Linked DNA regions of Homo sapiens: region 2 is linked to region 1. Evidence: read pairs that join two places in POLR2A ChIA-PET (ENCODE). Cell type or tissue: GM12878. All regions are shown on one strand. Links, peaks and the distances in the headings refer to the core of each region. The heading gives the core; the rest is flanking DNA. Region 1 overlaps POLK (DNA polymerase kappa). Region 2 has its middle 130 kb from the start of POC5.

The links. ChIA-PET counts read pairs that join two places held together with the same protein. Peaks named below come from ENCODE experiments on the same cell type or tissue, not always from the same donor. Only the 100,000 strongest peaks of a DNase experiment are listed, where the experiment ranks them.
Region 2: POLR2A ChIA-PET joins it to region 1 with 6 read pairs; 3 of 35 experiments call an interaction of 5 or more read pairs at or near these places.

What each region holds. Positions count from the first base shown.
Region 1 is chr5:75,561,186-75,577,065 of GRCh38, reverse strand. It overlaps POLK (DNA polymerase kappa), which reads right to left. Exons shown (of 15, transcript NM_016218.6): 4 at 7,574-7,726; 5 at 3,197-3,328; 6 at 133-286. Among named protein-coding and RNA genes, the nearest start is that of ANKDD1B, 42 kb to the left of the region's middle. RefSeq lists enhancers at 10,013-10,092, 10,113-10,332, 10,287-11,486. In GM12878, for the core only: no CTCF peak of the experiment used is centred there; DNase peaks (open chromatin) are centred at 8,671, 9,155, 10,165 and 10,855; H3K4me3 peaks cover 1,648 bases; H3K27ac peaks cover 3,517 bases.
Region 2 is chr5:75,836,374-75,852,253 of GRCh38, reverse strand. It overlaps a transcript of SV2C not described here. Among named protein-coding and RNA genes, the nearest start is that of POC5, 130 kb to the right of the region's middle. RefSeq lists enhancers at 4,640-4,689, 4,740-4,819, 4,840-4,889. In GM12878, for the core only: no CTCF peak of the experiment used is centred there; DNase peaks (open chromatin) are centred at 3,727, 4,063, 4,573 and 5,228; H3K4me3 peaks cover 428 bases; H3K27ac peaks cover 2,580 bases.

The sequences.
Region 1 (15,880 bases), core at 5,168-13,167:
TACATTTTTATAAAGGTACATATCTATCCCTTCTACCTATGCAGGCTAATAAATTAATTGGATTAATTCAAAGAGTTGTGGGTTTTTTTTTTTCACTGCTTCTTGGTTTGATAGTCTTAATAAGTTGCTTACCATTTTCTACAGAGCTTCCCATTTTGATGAAATACCTTCTTTTATCCTCAGGCCAATTTTGTCTTTCTTCTAAGTGCTTTGTTATATTCAAGTAGGCTTCATCAAGACTCATGGCCATAAAATTGGGATCATAATCAGCAAGTATTTCCTTAACCTTCAAAGGAAACAAAAAAAAGTTTAAATTTTGCTGTGATAGCAAACTTCTTCTGTCATATGTAGCTGATAAGAAATGTTAATATTCTTAGTTTGCAACTACAGTAACAATCCTGCAGTCAATAGTTCATGGATTTAAGGAATAAATAATCCACTACCAGGGAATATTTTCAAAATTTCCTTTTGTATTAAAATAGACCATGAAGGCAGAAGACCATAAAATAGCTTCATTTGATACAATCTCTATTTAGCTACCTATATCTAGTTATAATAAGCAATTCAAATAAATCTCAGAAAACATTATCTGGTAGGCCCATACAAAAAAATGGTTAAGGTTTTAGGTAGCTCGTCAGAAGCTGAAGTGGGAATGATAGGATTCTATTCCCTCCTGCCTTTTGTGATTTATTGTTTTTGGTTCATTTTAAAAAGGAATAATCTTATATAAAGGTACTATGTTGCTTTAGAAAATATTCCAATTAATTATAACATGCACATAAAAGTCCACTTAACATTAATTAATGCATTAATCCATACAGGAAAAGGAATGTTTTCTATTTCCTATTACTTATTAAGATCTGGAATGGAAAAAAATGACAATCTATAGTGTACTCCATGATTACCTTAAATGATGGGGAAAAGTCTGGAGTAACATCTTAGGATAAAAGAAATACATATAAAGATTAGAATTATAGTGGCTTTTAATTCAGAAATGCCTTTTATATAACATAGTGTTACTACATAAAACTATGACTTTTTTTTCTAACCACTTAAGTATTAGCTATAATTAGAGGCAATGGTTGTCAAAATAATATGCATATTTTCCAGCTTGGGTGACAGAGTGAGACCCTGCCTCAAAAAAAATTTATATTAGAAAACATATTTGCTGAATTACGTTAAGCTTCCATTTAGCTTTTAAAACTGTCTACTGTATCATGAGAAAACTGTTTCTTCTTTTATAAAAACAAAGGTTTTTAGCTTAATATAATTATGAACAGCTGAGTCAAAGGGAATTTTAGAAAATGGTGATATAAACTTGGCCAAGTTTTACTCAGAGAGTGCCTTAATTAGCTTTGTTCTTGTTATAATGTGCTCAAATAGAATCTTTCCAATGAAAATGAAACTCTGTGAAGTCTGTAACTGGCAGCCAACTAAGATTCTGAATGAGAAGTACTCCCTAGAGACACTGTTGAGTATTTATTAACTTCCTTTACATAGGATATTGCTGTAAGAATTAAAAGAGACGTTCCAGTAAAAATCAAGCACTTAAAGCTCCAATATTTTGGATAAAACAAAAATGGCTAACTGGGCATGATGGCTCATGCCTGTAATCCCAGCACTTTGGGAGGCCTGGGCAGGATAATTTTTTGAGGCCAGGAGTTTAAGCCTAGCCTGAGCAACATAGGAAAACCCTATCTCTGCAAAAAAATTTTAAAATTAGGTGGGTGTGGTGATGCATGCCTGTCAATCTAGCTACTCAGGAGGCTGAGGCCAGAGGATTGCTTAACTCAAGAGTTTAAGGTTATAGTGAGGTATGATCGAGTCACGGCACTCCAGCCTGGGCTATGGGGTGAGACCCTGTGTCAAAAAAAACGGGAGGGCTTTTTCTTAAATTTTCTAACCAAGTCATGAATATTTATGTATCCATAGGCAGTGATGAATTTGTTCTACAGTTCATTTACACAGAAGAACTCATTTGTTATCTGCATATAAACTAGCTAGATCCGGCTCAAATTTGAAGAGTTCTCTGACTTACATAAATAACCAGACTAAAATAACTAAAAACACTTTGGTTTTCACTGGCATACTGCCAGAAGTTTTGCTGAGTTAAAGTACGACTTTAAAAAATACCTTTTCTTACTAAACTTTTGTAGGATTTTTAAAACTTCTTAAAAGGCTATATTTATGATTAGTATTTTATCTCTTTTTAATTAGGAATACAATGAAAGAGATAAGCAGTAACCAAATGTAAGTGTGCTCCCCTCTCCTCCACCACCTTTTCAGAGGTATGCAAAAAGCACTTGCTGTCACAGACTGCCTTGGACAGAAAAAAAACAAACAAACCTGTGTTTAAACTTGGAATAGTGTCACTTCTAGGGAAAATGAGGTGGAATACAAATAAGAGGGGTGAATTTAAAGACCCCTGGTATAACTAAAGAGTAATAAGTATTAGGTCACAGTTTTTTTAAGTGTTTCCATTCAGGCAGCAGTCTTAAACACATTTTACTATAGCAGTCTAAAAGTATTTGATGTAGTAGTCTAAAATTTTAATTCAAAAATTAAATTCCAGCACTGCATGATAGACCAGTTGTCATAAAAAATAGAAAAAATGGCGGTTTTCACATATGACAGTTTGGCAATTTTAGTAAATAATCAAATCTACTTCAAAGATCCTTTTTGAAGCAATGGATTACTCCCTTTTCAATTATCAGTCTCTTAGACAGCAAATGATTATGGGGCAAGTAAAGTAGGCTAATCAAAATACATGAATTTTGTCACTGTTTAACAACATTAATAAGTAATTATTCAGACAATAGGTTGAAATTAATGATGAGTAGATTCTGTAAGTTATAAATAAAATGTGGTTCTAGAAAAAATGTATATTGTACATTAAGAAAAAATAGCTAAATTTAATTTTATATTATCATTAAGGCAGTTCAAAGTTTGAGGAAATGGGAAGTTTTCTAAGCAAATGAAAACTGCATGGAAAGGCAAAGAATTGGGAAAAAGAATGATGTATTCTGGATGCTATATGCAGCTCAGTATTCAATATACAAGCTGAAGAAGTGATAGGAGGCTCAACTGAAAGGATAAGCTAAGACCAAATCCTACGTGCTAAGGCACTTGGACTTGAGATTCTGTAGGTGACAGGAACTCAGTGAAAGCCTAAAGTAGGGGTGAGACATTAACTTACCTCTTTACTCACAGCTCGGTATTTGTCAAAGTTGGGGGGCACTATTATAAGTTGTGGGCACAGCCTCTTAGCAATAAATCCTGGCATGGCTGCACGAACACCAAATCTCCTTGCATGGTAATTTGAAGTAGACTGAAAGAAAATTGACCACATGGAAAAAAATACACAAACCTAAATGGACATATTGATCAATGCATTCATAAGAAACACATTAATATGTGCATTTTCAATTCAAGGACATTTCATTTATAGGCCAGTTTTTTGTTTTTGTTTTTGTTGTTTTCCAAAAATAGAATGTATTAAGCATTGTTTTTTATTAATGACTCAAGGTCATCATTCTATCATATATTTTTTTAATTATACTTTAAGTTTTAAGGTACATGTGCACAACGTGCAAGTTAGTTACATATGTATACATGTGCCATGTTGGTGTGCTGCACCCATTAACTCGTCATTTAATATTAGGTATATCTCCTAATGCTATCCCTCCCCCTTCCCCCCACCACACAACAATCCCCAGAGTGTGATATTCCCCTTCCTGTGTCCACGTGTTCTCGTTGTTCAATTCTCATCTATGAGTGAGAACATGTGGTGTTTGGTTTTTTGTCCTTGCAATAGTTTGCTGAGAACGATGGTTTCCAGCTTCATCCATGTCCCTAAAAAGGACATGAACTCATCATTTTTTATGGCTGCATAGTATTCCATGGTGTATATGTGCCACATTTTCTTAATCCAGTCTATCATTGTTGGACATTTGGGTTGGTTCCAAGTCTTTGCTATTGTGAATAGTGCCGCAATAAACATATGTGTGCATGTGTCTTTACAGCAGCATGATTTATAATCCTTTGGGTATATACCCAGTAATGGGATGGCTGGGTCAAATGGTGTTTCTAGTTCTAGATCCCTGAGGAATCGCCACACTAACTTCCACAATGGTTGAACTAGTTTACAGTCCTACCAACAGTGTAAAAGTGTTCCTATTTCTCCACATCCTCTCCAGCACCTGTTGTTTCCTGACTTTTTAATGATCGCCATTCTAACTGGTGTGAGATGGTATCTCATTGTGGTTTTGATTTGCATTTCTCTGATTATAGGCCACTGTTTTAATCCAAGTTTTGACTTATTCTGTCACGGTATTTTGATACCATGACCCTCTCCCATTACTATCCCTATATTTATAATGTGATACCAGGTATAAGCAAGACTGTGCTAATAAAAAGATTTTCTTATATTTCTACCAACTAAACTTCATTGGTTTTAAGGCATACTTATTATAGAATGAATATCAAAATTTGGATGATAGTGAGTTATGTTACATGAAAGTAATAGTATGGTAAGTTGTATAGAATAGTCATAAAATAATAGTATAGTACAATTAGTATAGATGTTACATTATATAAAGTAATAGTATAGTATAATAGTAAACTTTTCGAATTTGGTCTATTTGGGATTTTGGAAACTTTTCATCTAGAACAAAAATAAAAGGTCTATGTGGTCAGCCAAATTAAGTCTCCAAAATGAAGTGATTAAAGCTTAAAATAAGTTTAGAAATTAAGGTTTTTCTTAAGGCTTAATTATCTTTTTTGCTGAAAACATTTTGACTAGGAGATGGAACTACAAAAGTATGAGAGTAAAAAGGAGAATATTGCTTATTAAATCCTGTTGGTGATGATATCTGATGAAAGTCTATGTGAACGTGGTAGACCACAGTACTATTTATAAAACAAATTTTATCACAAATTAAATCCTTATTTAGAATCTCAAGTGAAATTTCAAAGAAATGCAAAACAGAAACAAATGAAGGGATTATTTCAGAATAATATGAATTTTCGTCTAATGATTTTCAAATGGCACTTAAAACATCTTGATAGTACTCAGAACTATACTAATCCTTGGTCAGTGTTCTGGAACAGAAAATGTGGATAGCACTAGAAACAAAACCAATGGTTTAGTAAATAAGTTTAATATAATTGACATAAAAGCTAGATCTATAGCAGAGGACAAACAAACTTTTAAATAAGAATTTCTCTAACTTTTAGATTTGTGGTATATTGTAGATCACAGCCACAATACTTTACAAGTTACTCTTATCAAAAGTGGGTTCTAGTTCCTCATGCCACGTGACTTGCCTTGATAAAAATAATGTGAAGGAAGTGACACTGAGTTCTGAAACCTAGGCTTTTGCTTTTTGTAATCCAGCAACCATTGTAAATATTTTGGGGTAGATTACTAAATGTTGAAGCAACAATGGAGAGGAGAAAGTTCTGAAGCTGGAATCCATTCCAATCTCCTCAGTCGAAGTGCCAGACCTATGAATGAAGCCACCTTGGATTTTTTAGCCTCAGTTAAATTGCCCTAGCCAACTCCAGGTAGAGCAAGGTTGAGCCATCGCCATCGCACTCTGCTCAAATTACAGAATCATGAGCAAATAAATTTTGGCTGTCCACTAAATACTGGGGGAGGCTGTTATGCAGCAATAGGTAACTGCTGTAGGATCTCAGTTGCAACTCTCAGTGCCAAGTTAGAACATTTCAAAAATCCATCAAATTCGCCAAAAAAGAATTTTATCAGTGGGAATAATCAAACAATCACTCCCATTAATTTGTAGATATACTTTCATATGTTTAATAGGACAAAAAGTTATGCTTAGTAGAAGGGAAAACTATTTGTTCAACATACAAAAGGGGTAATCTTTGTTTAAATATAACAATAATTTTGAATTTAGAAACAATAACTGATTTTTAGGAGGACAGAAATTGTAGGAAAGAAAATATTTTGTAGATTTCAAAAGCAGTTGGTTTAGCTTTAACATGGCTACAGCAAGTTTGTATGTATACACATACATAAACATACATAAATTTATGGTGTTATATCTTAATAAAATTAAATATATTTTTTGAAATATTTATTGATGATTTGTAGGAAAGGGGAGTTTCCTTTCAAAAAACAGTGTTTTGGAATCAGACTTATCAGCTGCCTGCATACTCACAGAGGCAGAGATAAAAAAACAAACAGATTATAGTTTTATAATAAAATAATCACTCAGTAAGAATTAGTTTTGTAGCTATCTAAGGCATGGGAAGGAGTTAGGAACAGGGAAGAACTCTTCTTGTTTTTCTAATACTTTTTAAATATTATCTCATCTATTTTAGTTGCTACTTTTAATTTCCAACACACTTTCAGCCACACATAGCTATCCTGGTTCTTCTAAGGTTAGAGTGGTAAAAAGGAAGAGCAACTCAGTAATCAGAAAAGCAAAAGTTCTAAGTCATGGGAAAAACAATTTAACTGCATTCTAAATGTACTCTATTAACGAAGTATGTTATTCCAGAACTAGGGTTGGCAAACCTTTTCTTTTCTGTGGAAGTCCAGATAGTAATCATTTTAGGCTTTGCAGATCACTTAATTATTGAACTCTGCTCTTTTAGTGCAACAATAGTAATAAATAAATGGGTGTGACTTTGTTCCAATAAAAAGCTGGATTTGGCCTGCAGATCAGTTTGAAAATCTCTATTAATACTTTAGAATAACATTTCCTTTTCTTTCTTCTTCAACTCTCTTTAACTAGAACGGTTACTTATGGAAAAATTTAATTTGCCATGGAAATTATTAGGTTTGTAACTTTGGGCAAGTTATTAAACATCTCTCTGAGTTTTCTTTTTTGCCAAATGGAAATAAAAACTAGTACCTTAAAGCAGCAGTTCCTAACCTTTTTGGCACCAGAGACTGGTTTCGTGGAAGACAATTTTTCCACGGACTGGTGGGGTGATAGTTTTGAGATGATTCAAGCACGTCACATTTATTGTGCACTTTATTCCTATTATAATTACATTGTAATATATAATGAAATAATTACACAACTCACCATAATGTAGAATCAATGGGAGCCCTAAGCTTGTTTTCCTGCAATTAGAGAATCCCATCTGGGGGTGATGGGAGACAGTGATAGATCATCAGGCATTTGATTCTCATAATGAGTATGTAACCTGGATCCCTCACATGTGCAGTTCACAATAGAGTTTGCACTCCTATGAGAATCTAATGCCACAACTGATCTGACAGAGCTCGGGCATACTGCAAGTGATGGGAAGTGGTTGTAAATACAGACGAAGCTTCGTTTGCTTGCCTGACGCTCACCTCCTGTTGTGAGGCCCAGTTCCTAACAGACCATGGACCAATACCAATCTGTGAACTGGGGGTTGGGGTCCCCTGCCTTAAAGTATGTTGAAAGGATTCAGTAATTGAGTCATATATAAGGCACCCAGAAAAATACTCAGCAAACTGGTAGACCTCAATAAAGAATTCCCCCTTCATGAAACAGTAAAGCTTACTTGAGTACGTTATAAAATTTCCTTTTTGTATTTGATCTTTACTTACCAGCATACTCATTGATCCTACAGCAATGGGTTTATCCTTCAATTCTGGATTGTCCCTCATTTCTACAGCTGCATAGAAAGCATCCATGTCAATGTGCACTATGGTATTGCTCAAATTTCGGCTTTGTTCTAATTCCATTGCAAATCTGTCAACCTTAATTTTTTAAAAAAGTTAACATACTTTTAGACAACATAATATTGAAACACCATTAACCACAACATTAATCTTAATTTATTAAGTGTCTATCAGTCTCTGTCCACACACCCATTCATCCATCCATCCATCCATTCATCCATCCACCCATCCACTTACTTATGGGTGTGTATTTTGTTGTTCATGGGTGTTTATGGGTTTATATTTTATTATTGTTTATAAGTGTTTATCTATGTATATTGTATTGTTTTTTAAATTAAAATTGGTAATTGCTTTTATTTTCATAGAGACAGCCTATCCTCAAATATAATTCCCTACTAACCCTTTCATCTCTCCATACCCTTAGGCACATAACAGGAACTTAATATTTAATGAATGAATGATCTAATCCAACTGCTTTTATCAAATGATTCTACTGCTTTATAAATTTGGAGTCCAACTCACTATAACTAAAAGCTTCAATGTAAGTAAAATAAACAACTGACATTTGATTCATAATAATAATGTCTTAAAAAAGCAACAAAGGAAATATACAACAAAATATAGTACCTCTTTGGCATATGATGTTTATGCTGAACAGGAAGGTACAACTGAAGATACTGTAGCATAATGTAAATGTTCCTCTGTAGAATTGCTTTTATAATGTTAAAATTTGATGTTAATCTATACAAGTAAAATTTAAAACCCAAGCTGTAATTTATTCTTCATGAACTTTAATATATATGTCAAATACAATAGTGAAGATTCTTAATCTTTAAAGAATTTTAGTTTCTTCAGAGAAAACTAACAACTTAGTTTTACAACGAGAAAGAAATGAAAGGGGGTAGAAATAAACAAAGGAAGCAAGTAAGAAAAGTGATTTTGCAGCAGACATACTCATTTCTAACTTCCATTTTTGTGGCCGGCCTCCACTATCAAGGCAAGAAAGGCTAAATACTCACTTTCCCAGCTTACCCTGCAGCTGGAGGTGGCTGTGTAATAGTTGTGATCTATGCAACATAGGGAAGTTACCAAGACCATTAAAGTAAAAATCATAAGAAAGCTATTAAATAAGCTGGAAAATATACAGAACATAGAACAGTACCTGGTACATGGCACAAGTTCAATAAATACATCTATTACTAAAAGGATCAATGGATAGCTGCATAATAAAACATTAAAAACTGAGAGAAAAACAGCCAGCAATGAGCAAGTGGGGTCATCTATGGAACGTGGAGTTCCCTCTAGCAAGTTTTCTCAAAGGTGGAGAGCTATAGGTGTATATGTGGCTTTTTCCCTCATGTTGTACTCCAGCTTTGCCTCCACTCTGCAGAATTTTTTTTATGTCCTTCCTTCTTAGTCTTACTGTGACACTAGCTGCCCACTAGTCGCAGGTTAAAACTATAACTCCTCTTTTAGAAGCAATCACCCTGACTCATGTTTGTCTACAGGAGGTACAGTGAAATCTGTAGGAGGCTTCCCCTTGTTTAGGCTACAGCTCACTGAATGACCTGGGTTGCTCTATGCCTTCCTCAGGCTGTTCCTCTGTCTAGAGTGCCTTTCCAAGCTCTGTCACAAGCCTTCAAGGATCAGCTGAAATATCTCTTCGTATCTTAATGGAATGTCTGTCCTCTGTGCCACAGAATTTAATGTTCCTTGCTTTCCTGCTCTTGCATGGCACTTACTGTATTAGATACTAAATTGTCAGTTCCTTCAGGAGAAAGACCTTATCTGATTTCAAATTATTTTCTCACAAGAGAGACGGGGAGGGGAGACTAGAAGGAGAAAAATAATGAATTTATAGCAGTATATTAAAGTTGGTTTAAAAAGTGAAAGGAGTACTAGTAGAAAAATCTTGAAGAAGGCTAACTTCTTACAGTAAAATCCCATACCTAATAAATGGAACCTTTCAATATTACCAAAATTTAACATGCTAATTAAAACCTACTTCTTTTAGTACCTCAATTCTGAACCAGAGAATAGCACCATGACCACATATAAACAAATTATGGAGATTAACAAAAACAAATGTAAACTAAAAACTACTCTATTTTAATCCAGAAAATATACCTAAGAAATAACAGTCAAATGAGAATAAGAAAGTGGCATCTGAAATACTTGGACATGGAATCATCTAGAAAAGAAAAAGATAATAAATAGAAAGCAAGTCAAATGGGAAAAAATTCTCCTCAGACTCATATATTAATGCTATAATAATGTCTTCAGCAAGCTATTCTCTTTTTTTGTGCTTAAAGCAAGTGTAGTTGCCAAAAGGAAACCTCTCCACTGCATGACTCATACATTCCACTTTCCTTTACTATCTCTCATTAGTCACCCTTGTCTGAACTCTTTTCTTTCTACATCAACCAGATGCATGCCACTACTGCTTTTAAAAGTTTCTTCAACTGAAATCCCCATTCATATTGTCCTTTCTTCCATTTTCCAATGACTTTCAAGTTCTGATCTGAGTCTCCAACATGCACGTTGTTCCTTTTGCTACTGCTCAAAACTGGTGTGTGTCACACTCGTTAAGAATAACGGCTTCGGGGATTCCCGGGTAAGATGGCTGCAGCTCCCAGTGAGACCAAGGCAGAAGGCAGGTGATTTCTGCATTTCCAACTGAGGTACCCGGCTCACCTCACTGGGACTGATTAGAAAGTGGGTGCAGGCCACGAAAGGCTAGGAGAAGCAGGGTGGGGTGTCACCTCACCTGGGAAGCACAAGGGGTCTGGGAACTCCCTCCCCTAGCCAAGGGAAGCCGTGAGGGACTGTGCCGTTGGTGAGGGATGGTGCTATCCAGCCTAGATATTACGCTTTTCCCACTGTCTTCACAACCTGGAGACCAGGAGATTTCACGGGGTGCCTACACAACCAGGGCCCTGGGTTTCAAGCACAAAACTGGGCGGCCATTTGGGCAGACACTGAGCTAGCTGCAGGAGTTTTTTTTCATACCCCAGTGGTGCCTGAACGCCAGAGAGACAGAACCGTTCATTCCCTGGGAAACGGGGCTGAAGCCAGGGAGCTGAGTGGTCTGGCTCAGCGGATCCCACGCCCACGGAGCCCAGCAAGCTAAGATCCACTGGCTTGAAATTCTCGCTGCTGGCAGAGCAGTCTGAAGTTGACCTGGGACACTCCAGCTTGGTGAAGGGAGGTGCGTCATCCATTACTGAGGCCTGAGTAGGTGGTTTTCCCCTCACAGTGTAAACAAACCCAGTGGGAAGTTCGAACTGGGTGGAACCCACCACAGCTTGGCAAGGCCACTGTAGCCAGACTGCCTTCCTAGATTCCTCCTCTCTGGGCAGGGCATCTCTGAAAGAAAGGCCACAACCCCAGTCAGGGGCTTATTGATAAAACTCCCATCTCCCTAGGACAGAGCACCAGGGGAAAGGGGCAGTTGTGGGCACAGCTTCAGCAGACTTAAACATTCCTGCCTGCTGGCTCTGAAGAGAGCAGCGGATCGCCCAGCACAGCGCTCAAGCTCTGCTAAGGAACAGACTGCCTCCTCAAGTGGGTGCCTGACCCCAATGCCTCCTGATGGCAGGGGTTGACAGACACCTCATACAGGAGAGCTCCAGCTGGCATCTGATGGTGCCCCTCTGGGATGAAGCTTCCAGAGGAAGGAACAGGCAGCAATCTTTGCTGTTCTGCAGCCTCCACTGGTGATACCCAGGCAAACAGGGTCTGGAGTAGACCTCCAGCAAACTCCAGCAGAACTTCAGAAGAGGGTCCTGCTAGAAGGAAAAATAACAAACAGAAAGCAACAGCATCAACATCAACAAAGAGGATAACCACGCAAAAACGCCATTCAAAGGTTACCAAAATCAAACACTAAAGGTAGATAAATCCACAAAGATGAGGAAAAAACAGTGCAAAAAGGCTGAAAATTCCAAATAACAGAACACCTCTGTTCCTCCAAAGAATCCCAACTTCATGCCAGCAAGGGAACAAAACTGGATGGAGAATGAGTTTGACAAATTGACAGAAGTAGGCTTCAGAAGGTGGGTAATAACAAAGTCCTCCGAGCTAAAGGAGCATATTCTAACCCAACACAAGGAAGCTAAGAACCTTGATAAAAGGTTACAGGAACTGCTAACTAGAATAACCAGTTTAGAGAAGAACATAAATGACCTGATGGAGCTGAAAAACACAGCACAAGAACTTCGGGAAGCATACACAAGTATCAATAGCTGAATTGATCAAGCGGAAGAAAGGATATCAGAGACTGAAGATCAACTTAATGAAATAAAACATGAAGACAAGGTTAGAGAAAAAAGAATAAAAGGAACAAACAAAGCCTCTTAGAAATATGGGACTATGTGAAAAGACCAAACCTACATTTGATTGGTGAAACTAAAACTGACAAGAAGAATGGAACCAAGTTGGAAAACACTCTTCAGGATATTATCCAGGAGAACTTCCCCAACCTAGCAAGAAACGCCAACACTCAAATTCAGGAAATACAAAGAAAAACACAAGATACTCCTCGAGAAGAGCAACCCCAAGACACATAATCATCAGATTCACCAAGGTTGAAATGAAGGAAAAAATGTTAAGGGCAGCCAGAGAGAAAGGTCAGGTTACAAAGGGAAGTCCATCAGAATAACGGCAGATCTCTCTGCAGAAACCCTACAAGCCAGAACAGAGTGGGGGCCAACATTCAACATTCTTAAAGAATTTTCAACCCAGAATTTCATATCCAGCTAAATTAAGCTTCATAAGTGAAGGAGAAATAAAATCCTTTACAGACAAGCAAATGCTGAGGAATTCTGTCACCACCAGGCCTGCCTTACAAGAGCTCCTGAAGGAAGCACTGAATATGGAAAGGAAAAACCGGTACCAGGCACTGCAAAAGCATACCAAAATGTAAAGACCACTGACACTTGAAGAACCTGTATCAACTAATGGGCAAAATAACCAGCTAGCATCATTATGACAGGATCAAAATAAATGCCCCAATTAAAAGACACAGACTGGCAAATTGGATAAAGAGTCAAGACCCATCAGTGTGCTCTATTCAGGAGACCCATCCCATGTGCAAAGACACACAACGGCTCAAAATAAAGACATGGAGGAAGATTTACCAAACAAAAAAGAAAGGAAAGAAAGAAAAGAAAGAAAGAAAGAAAGAAGAAAAAAAAGCAGGGGTTGCAATCCCAGTCTCCGATAAAACAGATTTTAAACCAACAAAGATGAAAAGAGACAAAGAAGGGCATTACATAATGGTAAAGGGATCAATGTAACAAGAAGAGCTAACTATCCTAAACATATATGCACCCAATGCAGTAGCACCCAGATTCATAAAGCAAGTTCTTAGAGACCTACAAAGAGACTTAGACTCCCACACAATAACAGTGGGAGACTTTAACACCCCACTGTCAACATTAGACAGATCAACGAGACAGAAAATTAACATGGATATTCAGGACTTGAACTCAGCTCTGGACCAAGCAGACCTAATAGACATCTACAGAACTTTCCACCCCAAATCAACAGGATATACATTCTTCTCAGCAACACATCGCAATTATTCTAAAATTGACCACATAATTGGAAGTAAAACACTCCTCAGCAAATGCAAAAGAACAGAAATCATAACAGTCTCTCAGACCACAGCGCAATCAAATTAGAACTCAGGATTAAGAAACTCACTCAAAATTGCACAACTACGTGGAAACTGAACAACCTGCTCATGAATGACTCCTGGATAAATATGAAATTAAGGCAGAAATAAGTAAGTTCTTTGAAATCAATAAGAGAACAAAGACACAATGTACCAGAATCTCTGGGACACAGCTAAAGCAGTGTTTAGAGGTAAATTTATAGCACTAAATGCCCATAGGAGAAAGCAGGAACGATCTAAAATCAACACCCTAACATCACAATTAAAATAATTAGAAAAGCAAGAGCAAACAAATTCAACAGCTAGCAGAAGACAAGAAATAACTGAGATCAGAGCAAAACTGAAGGAGATAGAGACACGAAAATCCCTTAAAAAAATCAATGAGTTCAGGAGCTGGTTTTTTTGAAAAGATTAACAAAATAAGCAGACTGCTAGCCAGACTACCAACCAAAAAAAAGTCCAGGACCAGACAGATTCACAGCCAGATACAGTGGCTCACGTCTGTAATCCCAGCACTTTGGGAGGCTGAAGCGGGCAGATCACCTGCGGTTGGGAGTTCAAGACCAGCCTGACCAACATGGAGAAACCCCACCTCTACTAAAAACACAACAATTCACAGCTGAATTCTACCAGAGGTACAAAGAGGAGCTGGTACCATTCCTTCTAAAACTATTCCAAACAACAGAAAAAGAGGGACTCCCCGCTAACTCATTTTATGAGGCCAGCATCATCCTGATACCAAAACCTGAGAGAGACACAACAACAACAAAAAAATTTCAGGCCAATATCCCTGATGAACATCAATGCGAAAATCCTCAATAAAATACTGGCAAACCAAATCCAGCAGTACATTAAAAAGCTTATCCAACGCAATCAAGTCAGCTTCATCCCTGGGATGTAAGGCTGGTTCAACATATGCAATTCAATAAACGTAATCCATCACATAAACAGAACCAATGACAAAAACTACATGATTATCTCAATGGATGCAGAAAAGACCTTGGATAAAATTCAACACCCCTTCATGCTAAAAACTCTCAATAAACTAGGTATTGATGGAACGTATCTCAAAATAATAAGAGCTATTTATTACAAACCCACAGCCAATATCATACTGAATGGACAAAAGCTGGAAGCATTCCCTTTGAAAACCAGCACTAGACAAGGATGTCCTCTCTCACCACTCCTATTCAACATAGTATTGGAAGTTCTGGTCAGGGCAATCAGGCAAGAGAAAGAAATAAAGGGTATTCAATTAGGAAGAGAGGGAGTCAAATTACCTCTGTTTGCAGGTGACATGATTGTATATTTAGAAAACCCCATTGTCTCAGCCCAAAAACTCCTTAAGCTGATAAGCAACTTCAGCAATGTCTCAGGATACCAAATCAATATGCAAAAATCACAAACTTTCCTATACACCAATAGACAAACAGAGAGCCAAATCATGAGTGAACTCTCACTCACAATTGCTACAAAGAGAATAAATAAAATACCTAGGAATACAAATTACAAGGGATGTGAAGGACCTCTTCAAGGAGAGCTACAAACCACTGCTCATGCAAATAAAGGAGGACACAAACAAATGGAAAAACATTCCATACTCATGGATGGGAAGAATCAATATGGTAAAAATGGCCATACTGCCCAAAGTAATTTATAGATTCAATGCTATTCCCATCAAGGTACCACTGACTTTCTTTACAGAATTAGAAAAAACTACTTTAAATTTCATATAGAACCAAAAAAAGAGCTTGTATAGCCAAGACAATCCTAAGCAAAAAGAACAAAGCTGGAGGCATCATGCTACCTGGCTTCAAACTATACCACAAGGCTATAGTAGCCAAAACAGCATGGTACTGGTAACAAAGCAGATATATAGACCAATAGAATAGAACAGAGGCCTCAGAAATAACACCACATATCTACAACCATCTGATCTTTGACAAACCTGACAAAAACAAGCAATGGGGAAAGGATTCCCTATTTAATAAATGGTGTTGGGAAAACTTGCTAGCCATATTCAGAAAACTGAAACTGGACCCCTTCCTTACACCTTATACAACAATTAACTCAAGATGGATTAAAGACTTAAATATAAGACCTAAAACCATAAAAACCCTAGAGGAAAACCTAGGCAATACCATTCAGGACACAGGCATGGGCAAAGACTTCATGACTAAAACACTGAAAGCAATTGCAACAAAAGCCAAAATTGACAAATGGGATCTAATTAAACTAAAGAGCTTCTGCACAGCAGAATAAACTATCAGCAGAGTGAACAGGCAACCTACTGAATGGGAGAGAATTTTTGCTATCTATCCATCTGACAAACAGCTAATATCCAGAATCTACAAGGAACTTACACAAATCTACAAGAAAAAACCAAACAACCCCATCAAAAAGCAGGCAAAGGATATGAAGAGACACTTCAAAAGAAGACCTTTATGCAGCCAACAAACAAAAAAGCACATCATCAATGGTCATTAGAGAAACGCAAATCAAAACCACAATGAGATACCATCTCACACCAGTTAGAATGGCAATCATTAAAAAGT
Region 2 (15,880 bases), core at 3,365-11,364, 280 kb before region 1:
ACGTGCCATAGTGGTTTGCTGCACCCATCAACTCATCATCTATATTAGGTATTTCTCCTAATGCTATCCCTCCCCCAGCCCCCCACCACCTGACAGGCCCTGGTGTGTGATGTTCCCCTCCCTGTGTCCATGTGTTCTCATTGATCAACTCCCACTTATAAGTGAGAACATGCGGTGGTAAATTTACTTTTACCTGCCCACTCCTTCACCAGTGCTTCTGTTGCAATCAGTCAAGTCTCTTGAGTTTTGACACTTTCTCCTCCTCCTGCCTGTATTAAGATCCAATGTTTCGGCCAGGCGCGGTGGCTCACGTCTGTAATCCCAGCACTCTGGGAGGCCAAGGAGGATGGATCATGAAGTCAGGAGATCGAGACCATCCTGGCTAAGACGGTGAAACCCTGTCTCTACTAAAAATACAAAATAAAAATAAAAATAAATTAGCCTGGCGTGGCGCCATGCGCCTGTAGTCCCAGCTGCTGGGGAGGCTGAGGCAGCGGAGGCAGCAGAATGGCGTGAACCCGGGAGGGGGAGCTTGCAGTGAGCCGAGATCGCGCCACTGCACTCCAGCCTGGGTGACAGAGCAAGACTCCGTCTCAGAAAAAAAAAAAAGATCCAATGTTTCCACCCAGAAGTTGCCACAGCATACTGCTCACTTATGAAAGACTTTTCTTTCTTGTAATCACTTTGTAAAGGCTTACCTACATCGGACACTCTTCAAAAATCCCATGGGTACATATGAATTGTATGTTGTCTGGGTTTTTCATGGTGTTACCATGGGCGAAAAAGCCATCCACATCTTTTCACATCCTAGCCTGAAGTAGAACTGCCTACACCGGCTATTTCCTAAAGTGGTCTTATGAAAAGAATATGGTCTTTTGGATTCAGACATACATAAACTCAAAAATTGAACTCTGTATTTACTAGCAGAACATAGTTCAGCTATGCACATAGCAGAACTGTACTTACTAGCAGAACACTTCTGCTAGTGGCTAATATTGAAAATATCATCTAGCTGAGGAAAATCTTTTAAGAGATTCCACTAAAAAAGAATGAGCTACTGTTAGATGATAATTTCTGCTGACTTTTGCTGGGTCATCCCGTGTAGCTGAAGCTGGAGCCAATGACTCCATCAAAACTGAATACCAAATTGTGTGCCATCCTGGGATTTAACGATTAAATTCTGACAAGTGTTAGATGTGGAGTCCTATTTAGGGAAAAGGAGTTAGGCTGGTGGGAGTAGGGGAGAGCAAAAAGAGAAAGCAGATAAGCTATGAGTCTGCCTTTCTTCATGATACAGGACACGTAGCCCTCCTGTGCAAATAACTCAGAATCTTCCTATGCCCGACTTATCAACAGCCCCTCGGCTGATAGAAAAATCCAAGTTAGCTCACTGCAACACTGGCATTATTAGTACAAAGCCCTCTGCAGCACACAGCACAGCACCATTCTATAAAATCCCCAGCAAGCCTTTGTCTCCTTGCAGTCAGCTCCTTTCTTGCTGACCTGTTTGTTGCACCCTTACAATGTATTTTCATACTTTCTCTAATAAATCTGCCTTTCCTAACCTAAAATTGTCTCGGTAAATTCTTTTTATACATATATATGCTTTTTTTTTTATTATACTTTAAGTTCTAGGGTACATGTCCACAACGTGCAGTTTTGTTACATATGTACCCACACCACCAACCTAGATAGTCACTACCTACCTATGACATTAGGTAGTCATAGTAACAAATTGGTCATTTTGTTCTTAAAAATGAAAAGCAATAGTCCACTCACAAATCTAATTTCATGTTGTTGATTAGAAAAAAATAAGAAGCTAGAGTTTCAAAGCTTAAAATCCTAATAAAAACATAAGTATTTTGTGATTTTTTTGCAAATATATAACAAATTGATAGAAAATTAACTTGCCTCAGAAGTGAAAAACATGATCACACCAATCACGGGAACGGTGTGTGTATACATTTTAATTCAGGGCACCTGTGATTTAGTAAATCATTCTGCACAGAAAGAAGTACTTAATAGTCATTTGTTGGTCTAACATCTAATTTTTATCTGCTAAATCTGCTTATGAACAGCTTGATGAGAGTGTCATAATATGAGGGAAGATTATTTTATATGTAGGACATTCCTTATATACCTAAAACTATGAAATCAAATGAAGATTTTCAAGGAAAACAGAATTAAACAGCATCATTTACCATATCAAAGATATTAAATCTCTTCAAAAATTAGAAATACAAAATTCTTACTTCAGAAAACCATTAGCCATCATTCTAAGCAGTTATGATAAAAATAATAAAAACTATAAACATGAGATTTTAAAGGTTTCTTATTTTAAAAAAAAGAAAAGAAAAGGAAGAAAAGAGGAAAGGCATACTATGTCCTAAACCCAATATCGTTTGAGAGTTTGCTCTTATTCCAAGGTCAAGTCTGTTACTCATTTTATAAATGAGCCAGGTCTAAGGGTTAATTGCATTCTAAAAACCTACAGTGATCTTGAAATTTCAAATTCAAATCTTTTAACACTTTCTTCATCTTTACAAGCTCTCAAAGAATCATAAAGCATTAATACTGACCTTGTGATGTAGTTAAATTCTATTTACATTTTTAATAGAGAAAAATTCAGTTTGCATAAGATAGATGATAGAAAGATTGATCAAAAAGCTCAGGTAAGATTGAAAAATCTAGGCCAAGTATTTTATACACATTCAGAAATACACACTAACATACACACGGGTACTTCCCCACAAATGTATACCACACTGTTGGAAAACACAAATGGTGGTCTATACAGTGGTCTTTTTTTAAATATAAAGGTATTGCTTTATAGCACAGGATTTTTTGTGTATACAGACCATAGATTTCTGTTCCTTTTCTATTGTAAGTAGGTGTATATGTAATTGAGTTCTGTTTATCTCACTCTGATCAAAACCTACTTTCCTGAAGCTTAGCATTTGTAACCACCTGCTCTTCCATTCACTCCACTAAGTTTTATCCTTCCATTTGAGACTTATCTCACATGCAGAACCTGCTTTAATACTCCCAGCTGTCTTCCTAGAGTTCCACCCCAACTTACTCACTCAACAACTATTTATTGGGAACTTACTATGTGCCAGACACTATGAAAACAGAAGTGAATAAGATAAAGTTCTACCCACTCAGAGACTTCTTTCATGCATACGGGGAGATAGAAGGGGCTGGTGGGGGTGGGGATGAGGGAAGAGCACTGGAGGTCAAGGATATGATACACTGTCATTACATTCTAGGCACTACGTGCCGAATATTTAATGTATATTATCTCAAAACCTCAAAACAACCATATGGAGTTGAATATTATCATATTTCTGCAGATAAGGAAAGTCAGATTCAGCAGATTGAAGAATTTGCCCCAAATCACAAAACTGGTAATTGACAGAGTAGGGATTCAAACCACAGCTGCTTGTGTCCAGGTAGCCTATTCTTGATCCTATCACCAGACTGTCCCATATAGGATATATGTTCCAATACACTCAGACTTACCACCTCCTCTGTCCCTTCCCATACACACCCCCCAACCCCTCCTATCTTGAGACACAACCAGGCTGACCCACACAGGTATGAACTAAACAGTGCAAACATGTTCAATTGTTTTATTCATATAACCCAAAGTTGTTTCTGTGGATTTTCTAATGGCAGACAACTTAAAACAAGAACTTTTGAGATTTCTCAGTCCAGCAGTGATTCTCCTCGCAACCAATTCTGACTTGTTATCAAGTCACTTACCAGGTTAAATTTTAGTGAGCTGAATGTTCTGTCTTCCTTCATCCTTCTCCCCAGGGCAGTTTCTGAGTCCTAAGGAAGCCTTTGGGAGCACTGTGGCCTTGGTAGAATATATGTAACTACTCTAAGGCTCTAAGGCCCTGTCTCTGCTAGTGTCTACTGCTGATATAACTCCCCTGCCCTCTTGGTTCAAGTGGTATACAATGTGACCTTGAGCAGGGCTCAGAGCTCTTGACAACAGGCTCTTCTTTGCCTTCTGGTGCTGCCAGTCCTCTGGATTCAGTTCCACACTCCATCTGGACCATGGCTGGAAGTGCATGCAGCATTCTTTCAGTGAAGACCTTCTCACACCAATAGGTGACTTCCTGGGAGGCGTTCCAGCTCCTACTCTTAGACAACTTCTGTGTCCCCATACTGGATCCCTAGGAAAAACTGGATTCCAGATCCATGGGAAAAGTTGAGGAGAGGGTGTTGTCTCTGGTTTACTTTTTTTCATAAATACCATCTCCCATTTTGCTAAGCTGGCATGGAGCTGGGCTTTTCTCTCCATCTTGCTGTTGTTCTAGATCGTACCTGGGACTTTCCTCTTTAGGATCCTGAGACTTAAGGAAGATTTTATAGGGTGGAGACAGGTGCATAGGTGGAGTTCAGAGAGTGCAATCATTACACTACTTCTCATTTCCTTTTTTCCTTTCTCTAAAATCTCCTCTCCTCTAGCTTGGAGGTCATTTACTAATTCTGGGGGTTGGGAACAGAAATACAAACCTTTCATTTCCTCAAATCTATTTCTGGTCTCTTCTATCTTACATCCACCTCAAACTTAGAATCAAAGAGGAAGTCAACTTTGTTATCAGCTGTGAACTATTCCTACATCAACAGAACTTTCAGCCAAATGAGAAAATGTGGGCAGCTATACAAGTTGGACTTGAAATGGCAAAGCAATTAATGATTTGAAACACCAACAGTAGATATTCCACTGAAGTCTACCTTTTAACCCTTTCCCCCTGCAAGTCAGTGTACATGGGTGGACACAACCATAAAAAGTGAAGTTATGGGCAAGCTGTCCTCATGCGGTTCACATTTTCTTAAGAGCAATATAGATGCTTGATTAACAGAAAGAGGTGAAATCAGAGACAGAAGCCAAGAGAACATTCATATGATGCAAATTTTGATATACAGGTTTAAACAAACTCCAGACTGGTGGTGTTTGAAAGCATTTAGAATTATTCAGAGAGAAACTGGGGATTTTCATGATTTTTTGCAAGTTTCTATCTTCAACTCTAAAAAAGCAATAAGAACAGAGATACAGAAAAACAGTAGGGAATACGACAATGTACAGATAATCATTTGGAAGTCTCACTTTGTTCAAAGAGAAATAATGATCATAACAAAGGTGGCTTACCTTAACAGAATTTAAAAGGCAAATAATTTGAAATAAAAAGCACAGGGACATTTAATGTGTTGAGTTGCTTAAGAAGTGGTTCAATGCAAATTTGTTGAATCAGTGTTTCCCTGGCAGAGAGGCAATTACATTTAAGAAAGTTTTAAAAGGTGGTTACTAAGCAACTACACTCAGCCTACACACATTGTTCATAATCTCTGGTAAATTATAGAAAATGACAGCCTGCCATTAGAGAACAGAGACATACAAAATTAAAGCATTATTATTCTATGTTCCTCCTACAGGAGAAAGATCCATTATATCTTTGGTACGGTTATTAGGTTAAATAACTACAATAGGTATTAAATGTTAGTGTGTTATGGTATAAAAGAGGAAAAACCCAGATGTTTTTCAAAGAATGACCCTTGTAAGTAGGTACAACCTTCCCCTGACTTGACTTCACATTGTATCCTCTCTGTCATAGCAAGAGCAGCTCAAAACACTACTTTATTGGCAGAATTTTAAGTGAGTCTTTGGTAAAGGAAAAAAAAAAGAAGAAGAAGAGAAGGAAGGAATGAAGGAAGAAAGGAAGGAAGGAAGGAAGCAGCAAGCGAGCCCTGTAAGACAAATATACATATCAGTATTATTCACAGCCCAGAATTCTCTCTTCTAATAAAATAATGATATCTTTGGCATCAACACCTTTTTGATAGTGGTACTTTAATGACTGCCTACTATTTCTTTAGAAGAGAAAATCAGTATATAGCAGTAGATAAAATCAAAATGTCCCATTTAAGACATCGGGAAAATAGCTAGTTTCTTTCTGTTTTTCTTCCTTTCTTCCTTCTTTTTTTTTTTTCTCTTGAGTCAGGTCTCACTCTGTCACCCAGGCTGGAGTGCAGTGCTGCAATCACAGCTCACTACAGTCTCAACCTCCTGTGCTCAAGCAACCCTTCTGCCTGCGCCTCCCAAAGTGGTAGGATTATGAGCATAAGCCACCATGCTCGGCCCTAGTTTCTTGGGTAACAAATATTTCTATTAAAAGAGTATGCCACTATACATGCCTGTAGTCCCAGCTACTCAAGAGGTCAACGCTGGATAATTGCTTGAACCCGGGAGGCAGAGGTTGCAGTGAGCCAAGATCGCGCCACTGCACTCCACCTGGGCGACGGAGTGCGACTCTGTCACACACACACACACACACACACACACACACACAAAAGTATGCCACTAAATTTAGTAATCATGTGGCTAATGTCTACCAGATAAGGGTTCTCAAATTTCAGGGAAAAGCTATTGGCCAAATGTATTTTGAAATTTTATTCATTCTCTTATTTATGAAAATAATCCCTACAGTTGGATAAAACCATATATCTACTGTTATCCATTTCCATTTCAATGTGCATTATAAAACAATACATCTTTGGAAATAGTGAAGTAGTTTCTCTTCTTGCTCCCACTTCCTATACCTCTTCCCAGACTGTAATAAAGTGCAGAGGCAGTAATAAGCACACAGTGGCTCTTTCTTACTACTCAGCAGCAACTGCTTCACATAGTTATTTCTCTTTCTCTCTAATGTGGCTCTCACCATGTCAGTAAAAATTCTGAGGACTGAAGAAACCTGCTGCCTAGCCCCGCTCATTTCAGTATGTCCTACTGCCATGTAGGACATTGTTATTGACTGTGACCTAGAAAAATGGGTAAGAAAAGTAAGATCAGTGTCAAAAACAACAAATGAATGGGAACTGAATAGGAACTGTCAGAAAGAGTTGGGCATTCTAGAGGCTCCCTGCCTTGTCATGATCTCTCTCCAGGACTATATGAATTTTCTTTTATTGCATTTCTCCTTTTCTCTTCATTGTATTTCTACTCCGTAGATGTTTTGCTTTCTCATAGTTCCTGACTCTTTATAACCTGGACTTACCATGGCCTTGTCTATACTTCATGGTATTTTTTCATCTCTACCCACCACTTCTAACTAAAGTGTTCCTTTGTATTCCTTAGTTCAAATTTTTGAAAAGAGAAAATAATTAACCCAGTTCATCTTTTTGAGCCAGACCATGTTATAGATCACTGCCTAGCCTACGGGATGTGTGACAGTTTTTAAAAGGTACACAAAAATCTTTGACACTTCTCCCATCCAGAGACAGGGTTCATGTCTCCTCCCCTGGAATCTGGACTTTGTGAATACAATAGAAGTGGCAGTGTGCAGATTTCCAGGATTAGGCCTTAAGACACCAGCAGCTTGCTCTTGGAATCCGACCACCGGCTATGAAGAAGCCCAGGCCACACAAAGAGGCCAGGTAGGGGCTGTGGCTGACTGTTCCAGCGGAGGTCCCAGAAAACAGCCAGCATCAACCACCGGACATGTGTGAGTAAAGCTATCTGCAGAGGACAACAGTCCCCAGTCGATCACTCCCAGCCTTTGAGTCTTTCCAGCTGATGCATCAGATATCATGGAGCAGCGACAAGCCATGCTTATTGTGCCTGTCTGAATTCTTGATATACAGCATGTGTGGGCATAATAAAATGCATGCTTTATACCCTAAGTTCTGGGATAGTTTGTTATATAGCAGTAGACAATTGGAAAATATTTTGGTACCATAAGTCAATTACCTATAGCTGCGTCACAAAACTACACACTTCAGTGGTTTAAAACAATGATCTTTTTTTTTTTTTTTTTCCTGTTTCTGGGAGTCAAGGATTTGAGAAGCATTCAGCCAGGTAGTTCTGGTTCAGAGTCTGCCACATAGCTGTAGTCAAAGGCTGGAGCTGGAAGACTATAACTGCTGAAAGAGCTGGGGGCTGGCTAGGCACCTCTCTTTCCTCTGAGGTTTCAAGGGTTCTCGGCTCTCTGCAGGGTCTCTCCATGTACACTACTTTGGGCTTCATCCCAGGATGATGGCCTCAGATGACAGAAATTCTTACATGGTGGCCCAAGGTTCCAACGTGACTGTTCCAGTGAGCCAAGCAAAAGATGCATTGCCTTTTTTGACCTAGCCTTGTAAGTCACGTGGCATCACTTCCACCATACTCTTAGCAGTCAGCTGCTCACTAAACTCAGCTCAGATTCAAGGAGTTGGAGGAGATATATCCACCTTTCAAAGAGAGGAGTGTCAAAGAAATTTGTCAAAGTTTAGTTCTGGGCCAAAGCTCATACCTATTCTAATCAACTATGCCCAAGGCTGGTGGGATCATAGGTGCACCTGTGGCCTCTCTTCTGTTAGGGACTGGAAGCAGGGATAGCTCCCTTAGAAGGAACTACATTGGCCAGTTCAGAGCACTACATCCCTTGCCTGCCCAGAACCCAGGGTCCTTCTTCCTCTTCTTTATGTCCTACACACATCTGCATCCTGTTGACCCCATCTATTGAACATCTCTTAAACTCTCCACTGGCAGTTAATAGATGATTTTTATAGAAAATTTGGAGAACACAAAAAACTACAAGGAGAAAAAAATACCCTTCCTCCCACATACACAGTTCCAGAGCTGCCCACTCCCAACATGGCCTGTCTGACATTTACAACTATAAATATGCTCGTCATCTGCTAATAGAAAGACTTTCCAAAGTCATGACCAGTTATAGCGCCAGGAAAAATGTCAAGGACCACTTCAAAAGCTGCTTGCCTATCTCGGAGTCCAGAGTTTTCTGTGGTGTCTAGCCTATTTCTTTGTTCTCCTTTTTCCGTGCTCCCATTCAGAGCTACTTCTTACCATTTTATGGGCTCAAAATGACCACTGGTAAACATCAAAGCACCCTGAATACTACAAATGAAAAGTAAAGAATATTTATAATAACTATTTTTATTGGCATACAAAGGGAACATAAAATCTATCTTTTCATCCTGAAACTCAAGATTTACATATGTGTGATCAAGCAGTATTTACAAATTTGTAGTCTGCATTTTTCCCTTGTATTATAATTTTTGTTGTCATTATAATCTTTAAAATCATGAAAAGAAAATGTAAAGTGAAATATCTAATAGCTAAAGCAATATGTTCATTTTTCCTCATCACTTTACTATTAATAAAAAAATTATTTTTTAAGTTGAATTACCCAAATAAATTAACCCAATTATAACTTTACTAATCACTTCTTTTATTTCATTTTTCTCAATTAAAATAGAATTATTAATTAAAATAAATTTATGGGTAAGCTTGCTGGACTCAGTATAATTGTTTTTTCCTTGTTACCTTCTAAAATCCCACTAAAATAAAAGGAAAAGGAATTTAAAACTATAAATCCACAAAAAAGAGAAATAATGACAGCATATGAGAGATGTCAACAAAATCTAGAAACTGAAAAGCAATAAATGAGAAGTGGCCTCATAGACCAAAGAGAGATGAAGCTTGAGTCTATAATAGGATATCTAATAAGAAGTAAGCTAATTATACGCCAAACAGTTAAGAAGTTACAGAACCTTGAGAATTCTCAAGAATTGAATAAACTAGATATCACTGAGTCCAACAGTTTAAGCTGGTCTGAAAGCAAAAGGACTGTGACAATCTTTATAAGGAATAGATAGGACACCACTGAACTCCACCAGCCCATTCAGTCAGAGCATGAAGAACAACAGGTGCCTGAATACAGATGAATCTGGAGAGCATGATGCTAAATCAGGCACAGAATGACAAATACCACATGATTTCACTTATAGGAATCTAAAAAGTTGAGCTCATAGAAGCAGAGTAGAGCAGTAGTTACGAGGGGCTGGGAGTGTGGAGAGATAAGGGTTTAGAGAGATGTTGTTCAAAGAATATAAAATTTCAGTTAGGAAGAATGAGTTCAAGAGCTCTACTGTACAACATTGTGACTATAATAAATAACAATATATTGTATACTTGATTACTAATTTTAAGCAGATTTCAAGTGTTCTCATTGCACACAAAAATGCATATGAGAAATGCACATGTCAATTATCTAAATTTAGCCATTCCACAATGTACATGTATTTCAAAACACACTGTATACATAAATATATATCTTTATTTGTTAATTAAAAATTAATAATAATAATAATATTATATTGGTAGGCCTAGTCAGTATAAATATAAGAAAAATAAATTTAAGGCATTAGACTAGGAGCAAAAATCAGTGAGATAATAAAGCATTACCTTCATAAAAACAGAAGTCAATTAAAAAAGGGACATTTCGAGAAAAGAAGTTTTTAAAATTAAAGTACGGATATATACTTTTTAAATGAAATCCCACAATTAGAAGATAAAGTTAAGGAAATCTAGAAAGTAAAAGCAAAAAAGACAAAGAGATGGAAAATAGTGGTAGGAAAAAAAGAAAGTTAGAGGAAGTTCAGCATCCAGTTTAATTATTAAGAGTTCCAGGAAAAGAAAACAGAAGAAATGGGCAAGAGAATATCTTCAAAAAATAGCACGCACGTAAAAACATCCCAGACCTGAAGGACATGAGCGCCAGTTTGAAAAGGTCCACACAGTACACAGCAAAATGAATAAAAATGACTCTCACCAAGGCACATTATGGTAATACTTCAGCACGCAGGGGAGAAAGAAAAGACCTAAAATTTTCAGATAGAAGAAAATGGTTCGCATCAGTGTATCATTAGACATCTCAAAGTTACATTGTGTAGCATACTATAAGAACCATCATTCTCAGCAAAAAAACCAAACACCGCATGTTCTCACTCATAGGTGGGAATTGAACAATGAGAACACATGGACACAGGAAGGGGAACATCACAGACCAGGGCCTGTTATGGGGTCGGGGGAGGGGGAAGGGATAGCATTAGGAGATATACCTAATGTTAAATGACGAGTTACTAGGTGCAGCACACCAACATGGCACATGTATACACACGTAACAAACCACATTGTACACATGTACCCTAAAACTTAAAGTATAATAAAAAAAAATGGTGCTGGGAAAACTGGCTAGCCATATGTAGAAAGCTGAAACTGGATCCCTTCCTTACACCTTACACAAAAATTAATTCAAGATGGATTAAAGACTTACATGTTAGACCTAAAACCATAAAAACCCTAGAAGAAAACCTAGGCAATACCATTCAGGACATAGGCATGGGCAAGGACTTCATGTCTAAAACACCAAAAGCAATGGCAACAAAAGACAAAATTGACAAATGGGATCTAATTAAACTAAAGAGCTTCTGCACAGCAAAAGAAACTACCATCAGAGTGAACAAGCAACCTTCAGAATGGGAGAAAATTTTCGCAACCTACTCATCTGACAAAGGGCTAATATCCAGAATCTACAATGAACTCAAACAAATTTACAAGAAAAAAACAAACAACCCCATCAAAAAGTGGGCGAAGGACATGAACAGACACTTCTCAAAAGAAGACATTTATGCAGCCAAAAAACACATGCAAAAATGCTCATCATCACTGGCCGTCTGAGAAATGCAAATCAAAACCACAATGAGATACCATCTCACACAAGTTAGAATGGCGATCATTAAAAAGTCAGGAAACAACAGGTGCTGGAGAGGATGTGGAGAAATAGGAAGACTTTTACACTGTTGGTGGGACTGTAAACTAGTTCAACCATTGTGTAAGTCAGTGTGGCGATTCCTCAGGGATCTAGAACTAGAAATACCATTTGACCCAGCCATCCCATTACTGGGTATACACCCAAAGGACTATAAATCATGCTGCTATAAAGACACATGCACACGTATGTTTATTGTGGCATTATTCACAATAGCAAAGACTTGGAACCAACCCAAATGTCCAACAACGATAGACTGGATTAAGAAAATGTGGCACATATACACCATGGAATACTATGCAGCCATAAAAAACGAAGAGTTCATGTCCTTTGTAGGGACATGGATGAAACTGGAAACCATCATTCTCAGCAAACTATCACAAGGACAAAAAACCAAACACCAATTGTTCTCTCATAGGTGGGAACTGAACAATGAGAACACATGGACACAGGAAGGGGAACATCACACTCCAGGGACTGTTGTGGGTTGGGGAGGGGGAGGGATAGCATTAGGAGATATACCTATATACCTAATGCTAAATGACGAGTTAATGGGTGCAGCACACCAACATGGCACATGTATACATATGTAACAAACCTGCACATTGTGCACATGTACCCTAAAACTTAAAGTATAATAATAAAATAAAATTAAATTAAAAATTAAAAAAAGAGACATATTGTTGCTATAAGTTTAATGATGGCCAAAAGTCCCTCTCAAATATCTCACAGGGTCTACACTATGTGTTCACTTAGCAGTATGGTGAAACCTGGCCTAAGATTTCCAACCATGGCCTGGGAATTACTGGGTCTGTATGACAATGAGACCTAAAAATGCTGGTTGCCCTAGGGACAAGACCACTCAACATAGATGCAACCTTAAAACAATGCTTACCCTCACAAGAATGCTAATACTTCCTTTATGAAAGAAACACCTGGCAACTGACCTGGACTGAATAGTATGAAAAAGGAGAAAGAATCCCCCAAACTCTGAGAATGGTCCCCAGATGGAGACTCTCCCAGTCATCTGACTCCTGACTCTATCTGGCCCATGCCACCAGCCTGCTCCCGCTATCTGTCTTGTAAGAGCACTTCTGGAATAAACTGTCCAAACATCAGACAATGTCTAAGACTCGTCTTTGGAAGCTAGAAGAGACTGATGTCTTCAAAATATTGAGGGAAAAATATTTTCAACCTGAAATTCTGTGCCCAACCAAACTACCCATCATGAATAATAAATAAAGTTACTATAAATTATGCTCTATCAAAATCAAGAATAAGATAGGGGATAGAGGAAACAGGACATTCAAATAGGTGACAGGCAAAAAGAATTCCTGGATGGTGCTAAAGTGAAGACCCAGCATAATAGCTGAGGGCTCAGCCTTCAGAGCAATCAGTTCTGCCTAGAGAATAGAGAGCATCAGAGGCAAAGTCACCAGGGGAAAAAATTAATTGATAGATTACCTGATGTGTTTGATTGTTTTGATAAGTAATTCATTGATCTGTTGGAGTATTTAGGGATTAAAAATTGGTGACAGGTACATAGAAAATCAAGCAATTTTAAACTTCAGAGTAAAAAAAAATTGTCTTTAAAAAATTGGAATGTGTATTTAGTAAAATTCAGTACCCTTTAAGGATGAAAAAAAAAATCACTCAACAAAACAGGAATAGAAGAAAACTACCTCAACACAATAAAGGCCACATAGGAAAAGTCCACAGCTATCATAGTCAAGGTGAAAGACTGAAAGCTTTCCTGCAAGATCAGGAAATAGACAAGAATGCTCACTTTCAACACTTCTATTCAACATAGTACTAGAAGTCTTAGCCAGAACAATTAGTCAAGAAAAAGAAATAAAAGGCATCCAAAAAGAAGAATTAAAATTACCTCTATTCATAAACAACAGAATCTTGTATGTAGAAAATCTTAAGGATTCCACAAAAAAACCTGTTAGAAATAATAAACAAATTCAACAAAATTACAGGATTCAAAATCAAAACACGAAAAAAATTAGCTATATTTCTACACACTAATAATGAATAATCTGAAAAGGAAATTAAGAAAATAATTCCATTTATGATAGAATCAAAAAGAATAAAATATTCAGAATAAGCAAGCCAAAAGACTTGCACCCTGAAAATTACAAAATATCACTGAAAGATATTAAGGCAGACACAAATAAATGGAAAGATATCCTGTGTTTATGTACTGGAAGACTTAATATAGTAAGATGTCAATACTCTACAAAGCGATCTACAGATTCAATGCAATTCCTATCAAAATCCCAATGATTTTTTTTGCAGAAATAGAAAATCCCAGCAAAGGAATTGAATAGATATTTCTCCAAATAAGATATACAAATGGCCAATAAGCATATGAAAAGATGCTCAATGTCATTAATAATTTTGGAAGTGAAAATAAATCAAAGTCACAATGAGGTATTGCCTCCCACCCATTAGAATGGCTGCTATTGAAAAAAAAAAAAAAGAAAATAGATATTGGTGAGGATGTGGAGACATTTGAACTCTTGTGAACTTTTGGTGGTAAAATGATACAGCTGCTGTGAAAAACAGTATGATGGTTCCTCAAAAAATTAAAAACAGAAATACCATATAAATCAGAAATTCTACTTCTGGATATTTAGTGAAAAGATTTGCACCTAGGATCTCAGAGATATTTATACACCCATGTTCATAACAGCATTATTCACAATAACCAAAAAGTAAAAGCAACCCAAACATCCACTGATGGATGAATGGATAAACAAAATATGGTAGGTAATACAATGAAATATTATTAAGCCTTAGAGAGGAAGGAAATTCTGACACATGCTACAACATGGATGAATCTTGAGGACATTAATTAAGTAAAATAAGCCAGTCACAAAAAGGTAAAAATCATGACTCAACTTGTATGAGATATCTCTAGGGAAGTCAAACTCAAAAAAAAAAATAGAAAGTAGAATGGTGGTTCCCAGGGGCTCGGGGGAGGGGAAAACAGGAAGTCGTTTAATAGGTATGAAAAAATTCTGGAGATTGGTTGGACAACAAACTGAATATACTTAACCTACTGAAGCGTACACTTAAAAATGATTAAGATGGTAAGTTTTATATTATGTGCATTTTACCACATTAAAGCAACTTCTATTTTGAGACACGGTCTCACTCTGTCATCCAGGCTGAAGTACAAGTGGCATGATCACAGCTCACTGCGGCCTTATCCTCCCAGGCTCACGCGATTCTCCCACACCAACCTTTCAAGTAGCTGGGACCACAGGCATATGTCACCATGCCTGGCTAATTTTTTTTTATTATTATTTTTTGTAGAAACAGGATCTCACTATGTTGCCCAGGCTGGTCTCAAACTTTTGGGCACAAGCAGTCCTCCTGCCTTGGCCTCCCAAAATACTGGGATTACAGGCATAAGCCACTGCACCTAGCTAAGACAACATTTTAATATACTATATTACATGATTCAGCTATGGACAACATCTACATACACACTTATAATAATTTAGCACTCATTATTTTTAGACAAAAATTTGCAACATAAATATTTGCAAGATAGAGGAAGTTTAGAGTTAGGTAAGAGAGGAGTAGTGGAAGAGAACCAAATTTTCTAAGTCAGGAAGTCAATAATAGATAATGTCTAAAACTGGAAAATCAATGTGGGGAAACATAAACACATTATTCAGAAATAGAGGATAAACACCTGTGCTAGTCTTTGTGTGACTGGCCTCAGCTCTATGTTTTATCCTTTTCCTGCTCTCTTCTAATAAGAGTGTTATCTGTTGTCTGCATGCTATATTCTCCAAGTTGCCATGTCTATTGGAGATAGCTAGTTTGACTAACGGGAAAAACTGTCCGGAAACTGAATGTGAAGAGGAAAAGACAGGATATTTTCCTCCTTCATTCTATGCCTCAGGTGACATATTAAGTAATGTCTGTGTTTCTTCCATGGCTCCAGCTTCTGACAGACAAGCTTCTATGGTTCTAGATTCTGCAAGATTAACCTAGCTACTGGGCTTACCAGTATCTCTTCTTTTTTTCCCTCCAGCCTAATCTATCTAATGTTGCTAGTCTCTGAGTTGCTCACCAACCCCTGTTTGGCTTCTCAGCTTTTCCACGACTAATGCCTGCATAAAAGCTTATTGCAAGAGTTTTGTTTCTGCCTAGTATTTAGCTGGGAAGGTATCATTCCTGCCCCAAGTACAAGAAAAATGTATGAACTACAGAATCAGAATATTTCTTAATCTCAT